Linked DNA regions of Homo sapiens: region 2 is linked to region 1. Evidence: read pairs that join two places in POLR2A ChIA-PET (ENCODE). Cell type or tissue: K562. All regions are shown on one strand. Links, peaks and the distances in the headings refer to the core of each region. The heading gives the core; the rest is flanking DNA. Region 1 overlaps TBX4 (T-box transcription factor 4). Region 2 overlaps BCAS3 (BCAS3 microtubule associated cell migration factor).

What was found. Peaks named below come from ENCODE experiments on the same cell type or tissue, not always from the same donor. Only the 100,000 strongest peaks of a DNase experiment are listed, where the experiment ranks them.
Region 2: POLR2A ChIA-PET joins it to region 1 with 9 read pairs; 2 of 35 experiments call an interaction of 5 or more read pairs at or near these places.

The regions. Positions count from the first base shown.
Region 1 is chr17:61,464,868-61,470,237 of GRCh38, reverse strand. It overlaps TBX4 (T-box transcription factor 4), which reads right to left. Exons shown (of 9, transcript NM_001321120.2): 4 at 4,300-4,419; 5 at 2,581-2,728. Among named protein-coding and RNA genes, the nearest start is that of TBX4, 15 kb to the right of the region's middle. In K562, for the core only: no CTCF peak of the experiment used is centred there; a DNase peak (open chromatin) is centred at 2,447; H3K27me3 peaks cover 2,228 bases.
Region 2 is chr17:61,369,858-61,375,227 of GRCh38, reverse strand. All of the region lies in intron 23 of BCAS3 (BCAS3 microtubule associated cell migration factor), which reads right to left. Among named protein-coding and RNA genes, the nearest start is that of TBX2-AS1, 27 kb to the left of the region's middle. In K562, for the core only: no CTCF peak of the experiment used is centred there; no DNase peak of the experiment used is centred there; H3K27me3 peaks cover 2,116 bases.

The DNA.
Region 1 (5,370 bases), core at 290-5,289:
ACCCTGCTCATCTCCTGGGATGAGGAAATGGGATGGCTTGGGCCCAGGGATCTCCAGGCTAGAAGGACACTGAGTCCACCTGTTGGACCCCAAGATGATACCACAGCCACTCTCATGAGCTCTCAACTTGCCCTTTCGCGAGGAGAGAGCCCACCCTTTTGGGCAGGAGTTGGGGGTGAGGGCTGCCAATAGGAGGCAGCTGCTCAAGCTCCTGGGATACCGTGAGGATCCCCAAGAAAAGTCCAAGCCCATGTGGCTGGAGAAAGTCCCTTGAGGCCTGGAAGCTTTCAGGGCAAGCTGAAAACGTAGAAGTGGTTGTGCAGAAGGAAGGGCAATTCCCAATACAACGTGGCTTTTCCCCAGCCTCTTGCACTGAGAAGCCAAGAAGGGTGACTCCTTCATCCTTCAATGGGAGCTCACCACTCCCACGGGCACGGGCCAAGAGGCAGAAGAAAATCAATGTCCAAATGGGTTGCTGTGCCCTGATATGTCTCTCCACAGCCCTTGTCTGAATGGCCAGAGGCTGCTCCCTCTTCAAGGGTTCTCTAAATAGGTGAAGATACCGCAGCGAGAGCCCTGGGTACAGAAAGGCAGTGGAGAAGCCCAGAGACACTGGACCTGGAAGCAGAAGGCCTGGGTCTGAGACGGTACCTGGGCCCTGCCACACCCACAGGGCTGTTGTAGCCAATAAACTGCAAGTACTGGGTAAGTGTGGGGATGAAGGGAGAAGGAAGATGCTCTGCGTCCCACTCATCCAGGGAAAAAGCTGAGTTCCTGTGGGTAGTATCCCTATCATCAAGGCAAGGGAAGCGCCAGGCAGGCACGGCAGATGCAGCCAGGGGCACCCCCAGCATCACAAGCCCATCAAGCAGCCTCACTGGCCCTGACTTCTATGCAGTTTATCACAAACCACTCACAGACCCAGGGAGAGCTACTGAAGAGGTTAGCCAGGCTGTGAAAAGCTACTGCTGGGCTGTGAAGGCCAGAGCGCTCTCTCCCACTTCCTAAAGAAGGCGCAGCTTTCCAGCCCTTAACTCCCTCTGCTCTCACTTTCTAGAGGTCAGGGAAGCAGAGGTGTCCTCTGAGACATCCCTGCAGCTGGCAGCCCTGACAACAAGCTGGCTCATCCAAAATCCTCTCCAGGTTTGGATCTCTAGGGACAAATGGCCACCCAAAGATGCAGCTCCCCACAAGCTCTGTATTCGCCCCCCATGGGGTCTGTGTGTGTGTGCCGTCGTGGGCCAGGTTCCCTAGCCTCCCCACACAGAGACCCTCCCTACCCTTTGAGGCTGGTGCCACAGCCTGGCCAAGCATAGGAAGTTGGGTAGGAGTTGACTGGGAACAAAGTCTTGACCAGGATGGTGCCCAGGGAGACCCAGGAAGCCCCTCTGCCTCTCAGCTGAAATGCCTTGGGGCTCGGGGAGGTGGGAACTTGGCTGATCCTCCCCATTGGGAATCTGCCTGCCCTGTATGGGAAACCCAGCAAAGGGACTCACAAACCAGATAAGATAAGTCAGGAGTTGACTGCATTAATTAAACATTCTCCTAGCTGCTTGTTTATAGCTCACCAATGACTCAGAAGCGAACTGAATAGATTCTGAGAAATTAAAACTAGAAGCTCAATGCCAGTTACATACCCATCAATCAGAAAAGAAGCATGGCTGGAGTTTTCCATAGGAACTATGCTTCAGAGCTGGGACGTAAAAGCGGGACATACCTGCACATCTCGTAACCCCAACAGCCACACCTGCATCTCAAAGCCTCCACTGCCCCTGCCCTGCACTTCCCCAGAAACCACGGGCAGTCTCGAGGGGAGGGGCCTGTGCCCTGGCAGATAGTACCAGGTCCCCAGACTTCTGTTTGCCACACACTTGAGCTAAAAATTTCCACATAAAAATCTCTTTTTTGTGGACTTTCCAGGGCCAGATGGGGAAAGAATGAGCTTGGGCTGCCTGGATGGGGCGTCAGCAGCATCCCTGGGGCTTCAGAATCTCTTCTGTAAGGACCAGGCCAAATCCAGCAGGAGCTAACATGTGAGCCAGAGCAAGGTCTTTTCTCCCAGAAGCAGGCGGCTGTCAGGCCAGGCAGACGGTACACACCAAAGAGGGGCTTTGGAACATATCCGTGACTCTCGCTCGAAAAGGCTTACCCCTCTTGTGTTATGTTCCAGCAAGGCAAGATTTTGGGGAACTGAAGCTGAGATCTGACCCGTCACCTTTATCATCATAGCTGCCATTTATTTAGCCCCTCCTACGTGCAAAGTGCTTCCGGTAAACCCTCTCATTTAAGTCTCACAGCCATGAAAGGTACATGTGGTCATCTCCATTTTCTAGACAAGGAAAGTGAGGCTCAAAAAGGCTGAGACGATTGTCCAGAGTTACCCAGCCAGTAAGTGGCCGGGAAGGAAGTCCAGCTCTCTGCAGGCCTCAGAGGCTTGAGCTCCTTCCCTAAACTGGTCAGTGAGCGCCAAAGCCTGGAGCTGGATCCCGGAGTGGATTCTCCCTATCCCCATCCTGGCCTGTCCCACCCCTAAAACTGCCCCAGACTTGCCTCCTGGGGCCAGGCAGCCCCCATGCTTACATGGCCAAAGGGGTCCAGGTGGTTGTTTGTCAGCTTCAGCTTCTGGAAGGAGACCAGCTGCCGCATCCAGTGGGCTCCTGTGGCAGGAGAATCCGGGTGGACATACAGCCTTCCTGGCATGGCTGGCTCAGCCTTCCCTGCCACCATCCTGCCAACAGAGCAGATAAGAGCAGGTGATTACTCCAGGGGCTGGTGAGGCCAGATTCCCCGTCCCCTCTTGGAGCAAACCCCCATTGACCAGAGGAAAAAATAGCTGCTGGTCCCACCACATTGTCAAATTAGTACTTCAAGGGTAGGAGTGTGAGGTTCAGAGGAGAGAATGCTGAGGAGGAGAGAGCAGTTCTGAATCTCCTTTATTTTACTGCAGTAGAAAAGAAAAGGGAGGTTACAGGGAAATGGGATCATTTAATTGAAGGACTGGGGCTAATCACAAAGATATTGTGAGGAGATTTAGGCACTTCTATGTATATTTACACTTATGATTTAAAATTTTTTTTTCTTTTTAAGAGACAGGTTCTCACTCTGTCACCCATGCTAGTGGTATGATCATAGCTCCCTGCAGCCTCCAATTCCTGGGCTCAAGCAATCCTTCTGCCTCAGCCTCCCAAGTAGCTGTGACTACAGGCATGCACCTCCATGCCCAGTTAACTTTTTACATTTTTTACAGAGACAAGGATCTTACTATATTACCCAGGCTGGTCTCAAACTCCTGACCTTCAAGTCATCCTCCTGCCTCTGCCTCCAGAGTAGCTGGGATTACAGATATGAGCCGCTACACCTGGTATGATTATGATTGTCACATGTTATAAATTATATTATTTAGAGGGAGCTTCTCAGAGGACCTAGACAACTCTCAAAAGGCTTGTCCCCAAAACAATGGTAAGAAATTAATTGGTAGCTCTCCCCGCAGCCAGAGCCTGCTCTGAGTTCTAGCCCAGAGAGGGAGAAGAAACAGAAACATGGCCCTTGCCAGGACGTGGCCACCAAATCCTGCCTGCTCGGCCCAATCTCTCCAGCTCTGTGGCTCACTTGCCACGGAGCCCAGTGTCCTGGCTGGCTGCTCGCTCCTGGAGCGCTGTTCCGAGCTCCCAGGCAGTCAGGGACTAAGGAGTTGGCTTCATGAAAGGTAGCCCAGCGTTTATTTACCTGGCCCCTTTTGGTTTTGTCCCTTTACCTCTCTATGTCTCCCAGCCCCTTGCCAAAGGGTCCCATCCACCAACCCCCTGGTGGAGCCTCACTTCGTCTGGATGGCTGGAGGGGCCTGAAGCCAAGGAGAACATGGAGAAACAGGCGAGTGCCCCCACACAGCAGGTAATGGCTTGCCCTTAAAGTCCCCAAGAGAACTGCTCCCATCTTCCCCACAGTGAAGCACTGACAGTCTAAATCTGGCCAGTGTTAATGATTTGTCTGTCACCTGACAGCATAGTTACCAAGTCCTGACTACCCACGGCCATAAGGAGAGTACAGACCCTTGCGATCCACCAAACTCCCAAACACGCAGCTGCTTTTCAGCCCAAACCCAGCCCCACCTGAAGCAGGCATGCAGACATTCGCTGACCACCTCAGCCTCCGCACAGCCAGTTCCAGGCAGTGGACTCCAGCCTGCAGACCTGGGCAGTCACTCAGGTAGCTAAGAAATCCCCCGGACAAAACACTAGGTGGGGGCGTGGCAAGTGGGCAGTTGAGGGAACGTGGGTGATGCGGTCAGGGTCCACTTACCATTTGTTGTCACAGAACTTGTAGCGATGGTCATCGGCAGGGACAATGTCAATCAGCAGGATATACTTGGTCTTGGGGTTCATGCCTGTGACTTTTACCTTGTAGCTGGGGAACATCCTCCTGGGGGAGCCGAGGGGTGAGGCGGAGCGTGTGGACAGAGCACCAGGAGAGATGGAACAGAGTGAGCAAGGGGGCAGAAGGCCGCTAACAGATGCTGCCCTTTTGGCCAGCGATCCTGGCATTGGTCACAGCTGTGTGACCTGCACAACTCACTTCCCCCTCTGCCCGAGCTGCACAGTGAAAAGGTGGCACTGGCTGCTGTCTCTGAGCCCCTGCAGCTATCAGTCTGTGTCTAGGAGGAGAGTTTACACCATTTCCCAAATTCACTTATCCCCTCCCCCATAATCCCCTAAGACTTGGGGCTAGTGCCCATGAGCAGCTGAAGCACAGAGACCCCAGTCAGGATTGTGGGAGCAGATTCTGACGCCAACCTTGCTGCCTTAATTTCCCTCCTGTCCTTTGCCAGCCCACACACAAGTGAAGTTCTGGGGTGCAGTTATAGGGGGACGGAAACCCCCGTCAGCTGCTTCCATAAATAATGAGCTGCCTCCTCTGGGTCATGCCTCTGTGGAAATCCTTAGGCCTAAAACCAGCTTGCAGGAAAACAGGAGACTGCTGTCCAAAACCCTGCTAGGTTTGGGTTCTTCCAGTGTGTCTATCGGGGGTACTTCTCCCTGTGAACACCTCACCTGGACCTGTGCACCCTGAGTATCAGGGGAAAGTCGGTCCAGGAGCCTCATGGATAAGAGAGGGCATGGATTCTGAAACCACCTGCCATGGTCACAGCCTGGACCCCACTGATAAGCCTTAGGCAACTTGCTTGAACCTCTCTGTGCCTTGGTTTCCTTATCTCTAAAATGAGGATAACATTACCACCTATCTCATAGATTGCTGCGTGAATTACCACGGACCCCTGCTGCACTCCTCCCTCAGCAAAGTAAATGGAGAAGTGGTATGACCTACTTCTGTGAAAATGGATTCACCAAAACCCAGAAAGTTTGTCATTTCCTG
Region 2 (5,370 bases), core at 191-5,190, 95 kb after region 1:
ACACACACAAATAGTGCTTTTAGGTCATCTTTTGCAAAACATAGCAATCAACAAATATTTGTTATTAACTTGCTGAAACCATCCCGTGATCACTTAAAAACTGCCTAATGTTCAAAGTGTTCTTTTTATGTTAACAAGAGAAAAAGAAAGGCGCAGCCCTTTCAGTACATAAAAGTAGCTTCTGACAGAAATCTTTGGAAGAGCTTTAGTTGAACATAATCTTAAAGCCTTTTCTGCAGAGTAATTAATACATAAATGGGAAAACTCAGAGGATTTAGGTGAACAAGCTAGAGCATTGATTTTCAAAGCGCAGATTGCCATTCACCAATGTATTGTGAAATCACTTTAGTGGGTCACGAGTGCATTTTTTAAAAAATGAAATAAAATAGAAAGTACAAGATAATTCTTAGAATAATAGAAGAAAAGGAAGTACTAGAATGCACTGGCCGTAATATTGTTTTGTGAAGGGTTATAGATGTGGGTGAACTAGGTCAGGAAGTAAAATATGTATATGACAGAAGGTAAGAGGCAAAGACTGAGCCCACTATGTTATCCCCAAGAATAACTACTTCTGGCTAGGGCAGAGACTGTTAAAGAGACGGCAGGCAGGAAAAGATGAAGCCTTTTCCTATCTTTAATGCTGTCACTGTAAAGAAGAATCAGTGAGCCCGGGGCCGCAGGAAGGAACAGTCACGGGGAACAGACAGTCTCCCGGACCCTGAGAGCTGACTCTGTGAGCACTTAAGAGTCAACAGCAGGCCGGGTGCAGTGGCTCATGCCTGTAATCCCAACACTTTGGGAAGCTGAGGCAGGCAGATCACTTGAGGTCAGGAGTTTGAGACCAGCCTGGCCAACATGGTGAAACCCTGTCTCTACTAAAAATACAAAAATTAGCCGAGTGTGGTGGCATATGCCTGTAGTCCTAGCCACTTGGGAGGCTGAGGCATGAGAATTGCTTGAACCCTGGAGGCAGAGGTTGCAGTGAGCCGAGATCGTGCCACTGCACTCCAGCCTGGGTGACAGAGAAAAAAAAAAAAAAAGGAAGTTAACAGCAGCAAACAGATACTCAGATACTCCTGCAACAGAGATGCATCAAGAATACTTTAAATGGGGGCCAGGAACTGCGGTTCATGCCTGTAATCCCAGCACTTTGGGAGGCTGAGGTGGGCAGATCACTTGAGGCCAGGAGTTTGAGACCAGCCTGGCTAACATGGTGAAACTCCGTCTCTACTAAAAATACAAAAATTAGCTGGGCATGGTGGCGCACGCCTGTAGTCCTAGTCGCTCAGGAAAGGGCCCCAGGAGAGGAGGCTGAGGCATGCGATTCGCTTGAACCCATGAGGTGGAGGTTGCAGTGAGCCGAGATCGCACCACTGTACTCCAGTCTGGGTGACAGAGCAAAAAAAAAAAAAAAAAAAACAAAGAAGAAGAAGAAGTTAACAGCAGCAAACAGATACTTCCTGCAACAGAGATGCATCAAGAATACTTTAAACAGGGGCTGGGCATCGTGGTTCATGCCTGTAATCCCAGCACTTTGGGATCACTTGAGGCCAGGAGTTCGAGACCAGCCTGGCCAACATGGTGAAACCTCGTCTCTACTAAAAATACAAAAATTAGCTGGGCATGTTGGCACACGCCTATAGTCCTGGCCACTCAGGAAAGGGCCTGAGGAGAGGAGGCTGAGGCATGAGAATCGCTTGAACCCATGAGGTGGAGGTTGCAGTGAGCCGAGATCGTGCCACAGCACTCCAGTCTGGGTGACAGAGAAAAAAAAAATGTTAACAGTAGCAAACAGATACTTCCTGCAACAGAGATGCATCAAGAATACTTTAAATAGGGGCCAGGCACCATGGTTCATGCCTGTAATCCCAGCACTTTGGGAGGCTGATGCGGACAGATCACTTCAGGCCAGGAGTTCGAGACCAGCCTGGCTAACACGGTGAAACCCTGTCTCTACTAAAAAATACAAAAATTAGCCAGGCATGGTGGTGGGTATCTGAGTCCCAGTTACTCGGGAAGCTGAGGCAGGAGAATTGCTTGAACCCAGAGACGGAGGTTGCAGTGAGCCGAGATCATGCCACTGCACTCCAGCCTGGACAACAGAGCGAAACTCCGTCTCAGAAAAAAAAAAAAAAGGAATACTTTACACACGGATCTGGACCCATGCATAAGGCCTGGGCTTTTGATATCAGATGTGTGAGAGCACTAAAAAGAAAGACAAGGTGCAGCTACAGTTATTGAAAGAGTTAAAGTCGAAAGAGAAAATGTACTTAATATGTACACAGGTGTTTATTTAAAAAGCTTTTTTACTGGTATTAAGTTATATCTTTACCTAGACACAAAACAGTTGGAATAAGTCAATGTTTTGTTTACTTTAAAAATTCTATTTTTCTAGAAAAGGCAATATTGAAAGGAATGTCTGCTAAGCAGGAATTAGTCAAGTTATTTTGAGGGGGGTAACAGAGAGAGGAGGGGGCTTTGAGAGACAGCATTCCAGGCAAAAGGAAAAGTATGCACAGAAGCCTCGCGGGCAAGAGACTGCGTATGCTCGGGGACCCTCTGGGAGTTTAGCTTGGCTGGAGCTGGCCCAGGGCAGCAAGAGATGAGTCTGGAGCGAGGGCAGTGGCTGGTCTCAAAGGGCTTTGGACACCGGGATGGGGAAACTCGAGAGAAGGAAAGGGCCCGAAGAGAGGAATTCAGTTCGTAGACATGTGGATATGTCAATAGGTAGCTGAATAGATGGTTCTGGAGATCAGGAGACAAAGCCAACTTGGAAATTATTTGGAAATCATCAGTTTATGGATAGTAATTGGAGACACGGAAGCAGAGATTGCCAGGTACTGAGAGAGAAGAGACCAGGGCCAAGACAAGGCCTTGAGAAATACGCCTAAGGACGACAGAAGAAAAGGACTGAGAAGTAGCCAGAGGCTGAGTAAGAATTCATCGTCTCTGCGTCTCTATTGCAGACACTGCGCTAGGCACTGTCTTTTGCTGCAAAAGATGGGTGCAAACTGAGAATGGGGGCGGGGCTATGAGGAAAACACAGAGCAGGCTCCAGTGGAGAGTGGAGACCATGGATCTGTAGAGGCACCAATTGGAATAATAAGTGCTCTTTCTTCAGGAACCCAGGTGTGAGAGCAGAGTTGGATTGAGCTCGAATTGGAGTTTGCCGAATGGAAAGATGGAAGGGTGACGGGGCAAGGGGCAGAAGGATATTAGCAAAAAGGCAGTTCAGCCAGTTGTCTTAGAACTGGACTTGCAAATCACATAGGTGATTGAATTCAACTATTTGGTCGGCATCCATCACGGACCAAAGAACTGCCATCTGTCTTATAAGTTAACCATAATTTAAAACTGACCTTCTCAAACTTCAGCATGCGCAGGGATCCTGCTGAAATGCAGACCTCGGCTGAGCAGGGCTGGGCATGGCCTGAGGCTTTGCATTTCTCACCGGCGCCTGGCTACGGATGCTGCTGTGGGTCTGAAGACCACACTTTTAAAAAAATATATATTTTTTAATTGACAAATAAAAATTATATATATTTATCATGTACAACATGGTGTTTTGAAATATGTATACATTTGGAATGGCTAAATCGAGCTAATTAACATGCATTACCTCACATACTTAACATTTTTTGTGTCGAGAACACTTCAAATCTGCTCTCTGAGTGATTTTCAAGAATACATTGTTATTAACTAGAGTCACCATGCTGGACAATACATCTCTTGAACTTATTCTTCTCATCTGACTGAAACTGTGTATCCTTTGACCAAAGCTATCCTTCAACCCCCAGACCACTCTGAATAGTGAGGTTTGAAAAGGTTTCACTTTACTTTGTGGGGAGCTGACCTGCCCTAGGGTACAGCTTACCAACCAGGTGCTGGAGTGCACAGACTGTTACATCTCCAGAACCTCTGTTAGCTAGCTGACACTGTGTGACAGGTTGAAATTGGCCATAATAGGAGTTTTTACATTACAGAAATCCACAAATCAAGGCTGGCTACACCTATGTAACAGTGAGGCGTGCTATAGAATAGGCTTCTGTGTCAGGGATCATGAGAGCAAGTTTTCAGTTGCTCTCTGTGCTTCATTCATACTTTGATAAAGAGGCCATGGGTCCCAATTGCTGTGTCACATGTGGTGCCTGCTGCAAAGCATTAAGGGAACTGACTTAGCTCTGGTGCATCAGAGGACCTATCAGAGGCAAACACTTGGGGATACCTCATTTGTCCTATAAGCCACCTAGAGAAGTAGAGTTGTGGGAAGAAAGAGGGGGACTGAGATGTTGCTATAGGCAAAGAGTGGCTTGCTGGAAATTCTTACCCACGTTGCACTGTATTTCCCCAACTACCTCCGGGCAGTAGGCTGACCTGGGCACGGGTGTACCAGGGTGCCCTTTCAAAGTCCTGGGCTGCACTACCAGGCTGATGCTTTACCTCTAGTTGGAAAATGTGAAAAGTGATTCTCAGCCATGGAAACTGGGTAACTTCCATAACATCTGCTTTGCTTACTGGCCTTTAAAATGGGAGTAGTTTTAGGCTGGGCATGGTGGCTCACGCCTGTAATCCCAGCTCTCTGGGAGGCCGAGGCAGGCGGATCACGAGGTCAGGAGTTCAAGACCAGCCTGGCCAACATGGTGAAACCCCGTCTCTATCATAAACGCAAAAATTAGCTGGGCGTGGTAGCGGGCGCCTGTAATCATAGCTACTCAGGAGGCTGAGGCAGGAGAATTGCTTGAACCTGGGAGGTGGAGGTTGTAGTGAGCCAAGATTGTGCCATAGCACTCCAGTCTGGTGACAGAGCAAGACTCCGCCTTAAAAAAAAACAAAAAAAGAACAAGTTTTTTCTTAAAAATAAAACATACATCGAATATGGTCAGAGAAAACCAACTAAATTCCTTTTGGTGACAGTTTGGGGAGGACAATGAAATCCCTCTGCTAAAAAAAAAAAAAGGGAGTCTCCTATTTTCTGACCTGTGGGTCATGCAGTTTTAATTTCCTCTACCTTTTTTTCTTTCTCTTTTTTTATTCTTTTTAATTTCATGAAACTGCTTAAGGCCACAAAGCCTCTCCTGAATCCCTCAGCTGTCTGGCAGATGCATTGCTGCCAGGGCTGTGCAGGTTACTATGCCAGGCTGAAGTTCCACAGCTGTGACTCAATGCACCTTCAAATCCTCTTGCCGGATGACAGTGAGATGCTCCAAGGGGCTCCTGAGAAGGCGGTGGGAGAGAAGAGCCACCCGGGAGCTCCTCCAGGCCTCGGAAGAGGGAGGCTGCCGGGGATGGGTCCAGTGGCACCGGGCTCCGGTTTATGTGAGCCGAGGCTGGCTAGGGACCCCAGAGATGCAGGCAAAAGCCTGTGCCGTA